Regions from separate parts of the Mus musculus genome. Here region 2 is linked to region 1. The links are chromatin loops, found by intact Hi-C in ENCODE. Cell type or tissue: gastrocnemius. All regions are shown on one strand.

Region 1 (5,000 bases):
CTGAGTGCTCCCCGGATTCCATCCAAACCAGAGTCTGATGGAGCTGGCACCTTTATGACTCTCTGCGGAGAAGAAATGGGGTTCTAAGGCAGCAGATACCCTAAGCCTAGAGGCTACCTTGGCAGCCAGCAACTAGCTATACCCCCATGCCAAGTATCTTAGTTAGTTAGGGTTTTACTGCTGTGAACAGACACCATGACCAAGGCAACTCTTATAACAACATTTAACTAGGGCTGGCTTACAAGTTCAGAGGTTCAGTCCATTATCATCAAGGTGTGAGCATGGCAGCATCCAGGCAGGCATGGTGCAGGTGGAGCTGAGAGTTCTACATCTTCATCTGAAGGCTGCTAGGAGAAGACTGGCTTCCAGGCAGCTAGGATGAGGGTCTTAAAGGCCACACCCACAGTGACACACCTACTCCAACAAAACCACACCTACTAGAACAAGGCCACACCTCCTCACAGTGCCACACCTCCTCACAGTGCCACTCCCTTGGCCAAATATATTCAAACCACCACACCAAACAAGAAAACACTGCAGAGTCAGAGACAAACATAGGGCCTCTTCAGAACATATCTTTCCCACGTCAAGGCAGACAGAAGTCATGAGACAACAGGACAATGAGACAACTCAGAAATCAGACAACTGAGAAATAAACCTCTGAATGTGGGACCCATGCTGGAGCTACACCCGGCTCTGGTCAGCCTTACCCTGCTTACTCTGTGCTTCTAAGGAAAAGGAAACTGGCAGGATCCTGGCTTGGGCTATGAAAACCAAAGACATAGGTAGAATGGATGTCAGTCTCTGGTCTTGCCTGGTAGGAAGTATTGATTTGAAATATGAGGTTGGTCTACAGCCATAACACCCTGACCATGACAGATTTCATCTGAAATGTGGGTTCAAAGCCCTAACGATCTGGAACTTTCCTTAGCCCAGGAGGAAGAGTTCATTTCCTGTAACCCCCCTCCGACCCCCATCCGGCCCCCAAATGTAGAAAGTCCCCTATGAAACCAGAAATAAATTCATTCATAAGACTTCATAGAGTGGCAGGGCAGGGGTGGCGCACACCTTTGATCCCAGTGTTCAAGAGGCCAGTCTCTGAGTTTGAGGCCAGCCTAATCTACAGAGTGAGTTCCAGGACAGCCAGAGCTACACAGAGAAACCCTGCCTCAAACAAACAAAGACTTCATAGAGTCTCCAATGATTTTTCTTTTTCTGGATTGGTGTTGTTTTCTTCACTGATTTCTGTCGTCTGCTATTGACAAGCTGGAATTGACCACAAAAGGCCTAGAAGAAGCTTGTTTCTGTGGCCCTAGACTATGAATCTTGGCTGAACAATGCAGGGCACATTTCTGATGAGCTGTGTCCCCGACATGAAGTACCCGCCTCATGTAGTTTGTGTCATCATTCCATGGTGACATTGACACAAGAAGGAAGCAAAGGAAGGGACCATGCTGTGCCTCGAGGGGTGCATCCCGAGCCCAGGCCTGCATCCTGTGCTCTTTGTTACCTCTCAGGAGACCTTATAACCAATGGCCCCACCTAAGAGTCTGAGCCCAAAACTTTAACTTTGCCCTATTTTGAGTTCCAGCTGCAGGCCTGATCTGTGAAGGATTTCTTGACCAGGGTCTGAGTCCGCTGGCGTCAAATCCTTCTCTCTCCATCTTCTTCCTGCCATTGACTCTTCTATCTGCCTCTCTAACTTGCAATCCCATCCCCAAGGTTTGGGGACCCTATCTCTTCTTCCACAGCAAAATAGTTCCCCCTTGTACCACACGACTACTCTGCCTTCCAGAGCTAGGAGAATGTCACAGGATTTCCCAGTTTTCCAGTGTAAAGTGAAAATTCACCAGCCGCTTGTTTAAATCTCACCAGTAATTTCTATCAGAGACAGGAGATGGTGAACTCAGGCCAGATCTATTCTAAAGGCTTTACAGATCCCTGGCCACAGGTTTCTGCCTTCTATTCTGCCTCCTGTATGAGTTGCTACCACTAGGCCGTGAGGTTCATATGAAAGTAAGTTTACCATGTACTTTTTGTTTGTTTATCTCTCTGTTAACTCCTTGTTTAAGGAATTCCATTGCTTTGCCAGCTAATGATGGCTTGCAAGTGCAAAGGAAAGCCACCAGGTGGCACTGTTCCCCTCACAAACATAAAAGAGGTTGTTTTAAAAAAAAAAAAAAAGAAAGAAAGAAAGAAAAAAAAAAGCAATTGGAATCCTTCAAGATAATCTTTTCCGTGGCCTTGGGGTTCTTGGAGGTTTACTTGCTCAGTTCCACATAGCTCCAAGAAATTTACAAAATTCCTAAAGCCCTCCTGTGGGTTTGCTTACTTCACTGGACTCAGCAAGGTAGTTGTAAAAGTTAGCTATCTTTATAGTAGGTGTGGTGGCAAACATATTTCGTCCCAGCGCTCTGAAGGCAGAGGCAGGCAGATCTCTCTGAGTCCAAGGCCAGCCTGGTTCGTGTAATAAGTTCCAGGATAGTCAGAGTGACCTTGCCAAAAAGAAAAAGGAAAAGGAAATAGATTGAAATCTGTGTAGAGAGTCCTGGGCATCTGGACTTCTGTCATATGCTCCTGTATGACGCCAACAAAAAGTCAAAAGCTGGGAGTCACTACCCTAGGACACATTCTGGGTAAACTGAGGCTCCAAGCAAGGAGAGGTGAAGCTCATGGCAGGTTGATGACACAACCTGTCCTTGCTTTGAGTCCTGCACTCCTGACTGATACACAGTCTGGGCTCTGAGGTTCTCCACACTAGGCTACAGTGGGAACATGAGTTCTGCAGGAGGGACAGGATAAGGGGGGGGACAGGGTGAGGACAAAACCAAAGACGCCAGTCTGTTCCCATCTCTCGCCAGTTAGAAATCTTGCCACCAAGAAAGGCTGTGACCTTGGGTCCTCTGACATCTATTTCTGTTGAGGTTTTCTACAAAGAGAAATTAGTTAAAATAACATGGTACAATTTTAAGACATTTCTGTTCCTGGGAAAGGTACAGGTGGCTGGGAGCACAGAACATGAAGATGTCAAGAGAGAAAAAAAGGTGAAGTGAAATCAATCTCTCTCTCTCTCTCTCTCTCTCTCTCTCTCTCTCTCTCTCTCTCTCTGGCTCCCTCCTTCCCCTCTTCCTTCCCTCCCTCCCCCCCCAACCCTAGTCAAGTTTGGCTCTGTTCCAAACCCCAAGGGACAAAGTAAGGTTAATGGTGGTACAATAATACTCTGAATGGGTGAAGTGGCAAACACCTGTTGCAGCTGGCTGCTTGCTGGGGTGGTTGGGGGATGGGGGTGCAAGCAAAGTTCTGGGCAAGTCAAAGCCTTGCGCCATTGAGTTCTTCATGGATTAACCCCAGCTAAAGCGAATTCTGGCAGGGAGCTGGAGATGTAACTCACTTGGTAGAGTAATTGCCTAGCCTGCACACAGCCAGGTGCAGGTCCCCATCTGCATCAAACAGGCATGATGGCATGTGCCTGTGATCCCAGCACTCAAGAGGTAGAATTAAGGGTATTAGAAATTCAAGGTCGCCTGGCAGTGGCTGCACATGACTTTAGTCCCAGCATTTAGGAGGCAGAAGCAAGTGGATCTCTGAGCTCCAGGCTGGCCTGGGCTACAGAGCTAGTTCCAGGACAGCCAGGGCTACACAAAGAAATTCTGTATCAATAAACAGCAACAACAAAAACAAAACCCCACAAATAGACAAAAATATTCAAGGTCATCTTGAGTTAAAGGCCAGGCTGAGGAATCCTTGTCAAAATAAAGAGGTGAAGCCCCTCCCACCCTGAGGTGACGCCCCTCCCAACCGAGTTCATCCTTGAGCCCTTTCTCCCTGACTTTGGCTGGTAGTCCGACTGGGAGTTCTGCACACAGTTTTGCCCAGTTCGGAGAGACTGTATGTGTTTCATACGTACTCTTTCCACTCTCACCCACATTTTCAGCGGTGCCTTAAGATGCAGGAAAGCTGTCCTAATCGTAGCTGGATCCAGGGTCAGAGCCATGTGTGTCTGCTAGGTGAGTTCGGTGGCCTCGGGTTACTTAAGATTTACGCACCTTAGGTTCCGCTTCATAAAGAGGCATGAAGAATAAAATAATCAGTGTAGAAGACCTTTCCACACGACCTATGGGCTAGCTGCAGCCACTGCTCTTAGTTTTTGTTTGTTTATGGGTGGGGAGGTGGAGGCAGGATCTCACTACATAGCCCAGGCTGGCCAGGAACACTTAAGAGATTCCCCCCCCCCCGCCCCCCACCTCTGCCTTTCCAGTGCTAGGATCAAAGGCATGTACCACCATGGTTAGCCGACTCAAACACCTTCTAAAGTAGAGAATATTCTCCTATTAGCTAGGAAAAACAATAGCCCACAGGAGGTAAACGACCTCTCTGTGCTGGTGTCTGTTACACAACAAATCACCACAAAGTATCAGGTTACAACAACACATATACATTGTCTGCCGTTTCCAAGGAGTCCAAGTGCAGCCTAACTGGTCTGCTTAGGGTTTCCCAGGACTCATGCTCTAGGTTCAAATGACTGTTTGCAAATTTAATTTCTTGAAGCTACTGAACTCACAGCACCTTGCTTTGCTGAGGCCAACTGACTAAGTCAGATCCACAAGGATTCTTTCTTTCTTTCTTTCTTTCTTTCTTTCTTTCTTTCTTTCTTTCTTTCTTTCTTTCTTTTTCTCATGAATCAACTAATTGTGGCCATTAACACATCTGCTTAATCCTGTACCTGTGTTATGTAATGTAACCTATTATAAACCCAGCAGCACCCTACATAATATGTTAATCCTACCCACATCAAGAGAAGAGAGTGAGGGGCCTGGAGAGATGGATGGCTCAGGGGTTAGAGAGCACCAGCTGCTCTTTCAGAGGACACAGGTTCCTTTGCCAGTGCTTACCTCACATAGCTCAGTAACTCCAATTCTGCAATTCTGGGGAATATAATATCTCAGGCCTTCAGAGGTACTAATGCTCATGCATACTCATTCACAGTCACACACACACAC
Region 2 (5,000 bases), 100 kb after region 1:
GCATGCAGATGTGTATACTGGATGCATGCCGTGTTCAAGGCCAGAAAAGGATGTTGTATACTCTGGAACTGGAGATCCTATTGTGAACACATTGTGAACTGCCAAGTGGGCGCTGAACCCTGAACTCTGGTCCTCTGCAGGAGCAGGCCAATGCTGACTGCTGAACCTTCTCTCCAGCTGCCCTACCCTGCCCCACCCCGCCCCAACCCATGCTTTGTTTGCCTTTCCTTTCCTTGTCTTTTTTTTTTTTTTTTAAACCTACTGGTTAATTTTTCTTTCTGAGCCCCTTGTCTTTGTCAAGCTTTGGCCTAGACCATACTTTGCATTATCTAACTAGCCCTCCAGAGGACATATTATTTCCACAAAAGAAGAAACTGACCTTCAGAGAAAAGTTTGTTGATTTTACAAAAATCATAAAACCTATTAGTTGAGGAACTAGTTTTAAATCCAAATACAAGCCGGATAGAGACCTGAAAATCCCAGCTACTCAGCAGGCTGAGGCAGGATCACAACCACCAGGCAGAAGACAAGCTGCTGAATTCTGGGATATCAGTGGCTCATAGTTCCACGCCTGGATTGGGGCCTGGAATATACACCTGCCGCAGAAGAAGAAGTGGCCCGATACCCCCGGGCCTCTGGGAAGAATCTCGCTTTGCGTTTTCTAGATGAGCAAGGGATGCGAGCTGAGCCAGAGGAACGGGACTCCTTGTCCTGGAGGTGGGGTCACTGCCTTTGGAGGAGCTTGTGATGGCTTCTGAACAAATTTCATAATGCCAGCCTCCTCCAGCGAGCCAGTCTTCAGACTCACTATTGTAGATGAGGTTGGAAATGGTAAGTGACTTCTTGGGGCCTCAGTTTTCCTGTCTGCAAAGTGAGTGGGATAGATAGGCCCCAGAGGGAAGACAGGATAACAGCAAGGTCCTGAGGGACGACAGGACGCCTCCTGCCCTTCTGTTATTGTTGGTCTCCATCCAGAGCCTCCCATCCAGTTGTCTCAACATCCCCGGGAGAAAAAGCAGCTCTTTGTGTTTGGTTTATTTAATTAATTTTGAAACAACGTGTTTATTGTCTTGCATGAATGGCCGTACTTATTTTAAAGGCTCTGGCCATACTGACCGGCATTAGCCAAAGCCCCAGCTGTGAGCTGGTACAGATCTGTTCTATGGTTTCCACTCACCAGACTCATGCTCGGTACGGACAGTGCTACCCTGGCCTCTTCCTTATTCCAACTGGTGTCAACATGTTCCCTGTGATGTCCCTGTCCTGAATCTGAGGTCTGCTGTTCTCATGCCTGCCCCAGAGCGCAGTCTGATGGCTGCTTCTGCAGGCTGCTCTGTAGCTTAAAGGCACTCTGGAAAAGGGGTGTGAGTCTCAGCTTGGTGGGATTTAGAGTCACCTAGGAGACACACCTCTAGACGGATCAGTGGTGTCAGTGAGGGCATCTTCAGAGAGGCTTAACTGAAGCAGGATGGCCTAGGGTGGCACTATGACAAGGGCTGGGGTCCTCCATGGGGTAGACAGGAGAACGGGAGCCGAGCACCAGCAGCAGTTCTGCTTCCTGACTAAACCCCATGTGATCAGCCACTTCTCACTCCCGCCATGCCTCCCCCATCCTGACGGACTGCATCCCTTCAAACTGTGAGCCAAACGCAACCCTTCCCTGAGTGCTTTGAAAGATGAGGCACTACAGAGGGCATTCCACGGCGTGCCTTCTCCCTGTGGTGCCTTGTCTGGGCTGAGCCTCTTCAGTGTTCATTTCTTCAGTTGGCTGCTTTGGGCTGTGGGCCAAATTTTTCACAGGCATTTCCTTCCACTTTGAATCATTCAGTCCAAACTTGTAGCCCCGGGGGAAACACAAGCCTGTATCATTTTATCTCAGCTGAGACATTGAAAGATTGAACGGTGACAGCGGCTGTGATTTTCTAAGGATTCATCATTTTGTACTCGATAAACGGACACTTTCCTCTGCTTAGGGACTTTCCCGTGATAGCTATACTGTGTTCACCTTTCGTTCCGAGCACTGATCTGACATGGGACCAAATTCTGAATATCTTGGGGCCTCTGTGCTCTGAGAAAGCTATGCAGCCAGAGGAGGCCACACGTAGGTATTCCTGGCAAGAACCTTTTTATCTCTGTAATAGGAGCCCCTGGGTGTGTGAGGGGTGCTCTTATAATCTTGTGGTCTGGGAGGAAGTGCAGAGCCAGGTGCACGCTGCAGTGGCCTTTGAGCACCTGGTGCCTTGGGATACTGAGTTGGTGATGCAGAGTGAATGGGAGACGGGAGCAGTCCAATAAAGGGAACTGAAAAGCAAATAAATAAATAGAAAGAAAGAAAGAAAGAAAGAAAGAAAGAAAGAAAGAAAGGAAGGAAGAAAGGAAGGAAGAAAGGAAGAAAGGAAGGAAGAAAGAGAACTTTCTAAAGATTATTGCTAGTTTTTAAATTCTAGGGACCAAACCAGGCCCTTAAACATACTAAGTGTATACTCCTCCATTTAGGTACACCGCTCTTCTCTATAAAGATCTTGAGGGTATATTTTGTAGTCCTCTATGTTAATAATCAAGTATTTTAAAGAATCTTTAAATTTGTTAAGGATCTGTTTTCTTTTGTTGTTTGTTTTTTGCTTTTGTTTTTTAAAGAGTGTGCCTGTGAGTGCTTTGCTCACAGAGGCCAGAAGAGGGAGTCAGATCCTTGGAGCTGGACAGTTATGTGTGTGGATCCCAACCAAAGTCTGAGCCCTCTCTCCACCTCCCCAGCCCCTCCCCACCTCACCCCTGCTTTGAAGATTTTTAACAGTTCCCCCCCCCCCATACTCAGAGGGACCTGAAAATGGAGGTGAGCCCGTCTCTATGAGATTTTTGCGTGTGTGTGTGTGTGTGTGTGTGTGTGTGTGTGTGTGTGTGTGTGTGTGTGTGTAATGTCGTCCAATAAGATTCACAGGAAGCCCACTAAACAGTCAGGACCTAAGAGGCTGGGTGGATTCTCCTCTCTGCAAGTTACAATCTCCTCACGGGGCTTTCTAATGCGGGGTGGGGTTTGTCGCCCCCTCCTGGTCAGACTGGGGAATGGCAGTCCCCTCAGGCTTTGCAGGACCCACTGAGGGGACCAGAGGCTGTCAACCAGCACCAAGTGGGGCTCCTCTGCCATCAGAGGAGTGCTTGAGCTGGCTGCAGCCCATCTCCGCAGCCTCGGTTCCCCAACTTTGGTAGACACCTCATTCTTTCCATCCGAAGCAGGTTGGTTGGCGGCTCTGAGGCTAAGGGAAGAGGTGGAAGTATCCCCGCTCTGAAAACCGCGCTGGCTTTCTGTGCCTTAGGTTTCCTCATCAGGCCGGCAGAGAAAAGAGGGATTTGCTGTGTTGGCCTGCGGTAAGATCCAAACTTTTCTCTTGGGAGCTGTGAATTATTTATCGTTTTCAACTGCAGCCCTCTGTGTTCTGTAGTCTCAAATACCTGTTTTAATATTCAGGGGGTGGGGATGGGTGAGTGTTGCTTTTATAAACCCCATTTTGTAAGCTCAGAGGCTCAGGCCCCAAGACACTAATCTGCCAAGACTCCAGGTCCACTTGACTGTCTTTTCTCTTTCTTTCTAAAGCTCCAGGACAATTTTTATTCGCGTTTGAGACGAACACCAGGCAAGCAAGCTGTAAACCTTGGCAGCTGCCCAGAGGAGGGAGATGGAGGAAAGAAAAAAATCACAGGGCTTGAAAGCAACCTCCTGGATGGAGGTGGGGGTGGGGGGTAGCTTCAGAGAAACAGCGAGGAAACCCAAGGAAGGCAGGGCCAGACTTTGGGAGAAGAGAAAGAAGTTACATTTCCCAGAGTGACCCAGAATGCTCAGCTCACAGTGGCAACCCCACTGTGACTGACCACTTGGGCTGTCTTATCTACCATTTTTTTTTTTAATACTGTGAATGACAGTTCCTGGAAAGAACTGCACGTTCCTTGGAGCCTTCTGCAAGGCTGATGAGCTGCTCAGAGCCGCAGTGATGTGGAGCAGTTGGAATGTGGCGAGTCCAGAATCAAGCTATCCTGGGGCATCTTTTTGCTCCCTTTATGGCCGTTCATTATACTCCTCTGCATATGACTTAACAACTTTGTGACCATTAGGTAAATCCTTTGGAATGTATGAATAGATCTCTACCTTAGCTTCCAACCAACCAAAGGGCAAAGAATGGCAGCTGATAGCATCTGAGGCCTATGTGGTTTCCCCTGCTTTGCCGTGACCCCCTTACCTAGTGTTCTTACCAATGCCTTTGCAAGTGCTTTGATTTATGACTTTGTTTGTTCTGTTGCTATAAAAACGTCATCGGACGGTTACCACATTCTGTGACTGGCCCCCAGAACTTAGCACAACTGACACCATAGTAGAGGCGCCATACTGATCTTAAAACCTAGCACATAGGCCTCCCAAACCTGCCAAAGTCGGAACAAAGACCTAATCCATCAAAGACCTGGCTCATTGTTCAGAAAAGTCCCTAAAAGAACTAACCTTGCTTTCTGGCTGGCTGAAGTGTGACAACCTGGATGATGTAATGTTGTGCATAAAAGACCCAGCAAGGGCTGTTAGAGTCGGGCTGCATGGTTTGGGCAAGTGGTTTGTGCAGCTGCCAGCCAGCAATAAAGACTACTTTTCAGCTTTAAGAGTGTCCATATGGGGGCTGGAGGGATGGCTCAACAATTAAGAGCACTGACTGTTCTTCTGAAGGTCCTGAGTTCAAATCCCAGCAACCACATGGTGGCTCACAACCATCAGTACAGCTACAGTGTACTCATATACATAAAATAAATCTTTAAAAAAGAGTGTCCATATGGTAGTCTCTGGTGGGCTTGCCTTGTAACAGTTGGATCATGGAGTTTGGGGTATCCCAAATCTGTATTGTTGGCTCTATAATAAGGTAATTTTCTTCCTTCCTTCCTTCCTTCCTTCCTTCCTTTCTTTCTTTCTTTTTTTTTTTTTTTTTTTTTTTTGGTTTCTCGAGACAGGGTTTCTCTGTGTAGTC

What was found. Hi-C counts contacts between places; a loop is a spot of excess contacts. Peaks named below come from ENCODE experiments on the same cell type or tissue, not always from the same donor. Only the 100,000 strongest peaks of a DNase experiment are listed, where the experiment ranks them.
Region 2: it touches region 1 in a loop (7-fold over the local background); 30 of 42 quality-filtered maps call a loop at or near these places.

The regions. Positions count from the first base shown.
Region 1 is chr2:164,415,245-164,420,244 of GRCm38, forward strand. Rbpjl (recombination signal binding protein for immunoglobulin kappa J region-like) reads left to right here. Exons shown (of 12, transcript NM_009036.1): 12 at 1-204. Among named protein-coding and RNA genes, the nearest start is that of Matn4, 13 kb to the left of the region's middle. In gastrocnemius, a CTCF peak has its summit at 2,131 (motif pointing right); DNase peaks (open chromatin) are centred at 2,145 and 3,300; H3K27ac peaks cover 257 bases.
Region 2 is chr2:164,514,972-164,519,971 of GRCm38, forward strand. No RefSeq gene overlaps it. Among named protein-coding and RNA genes, the nearest start is that of Pigt, 20 kb to the left of the region's middle. In gastrocnemius, a CTCF peak has its summit at 3,071 (motif pointing left); a DNase peak (open chromatin) is centred at 3,059.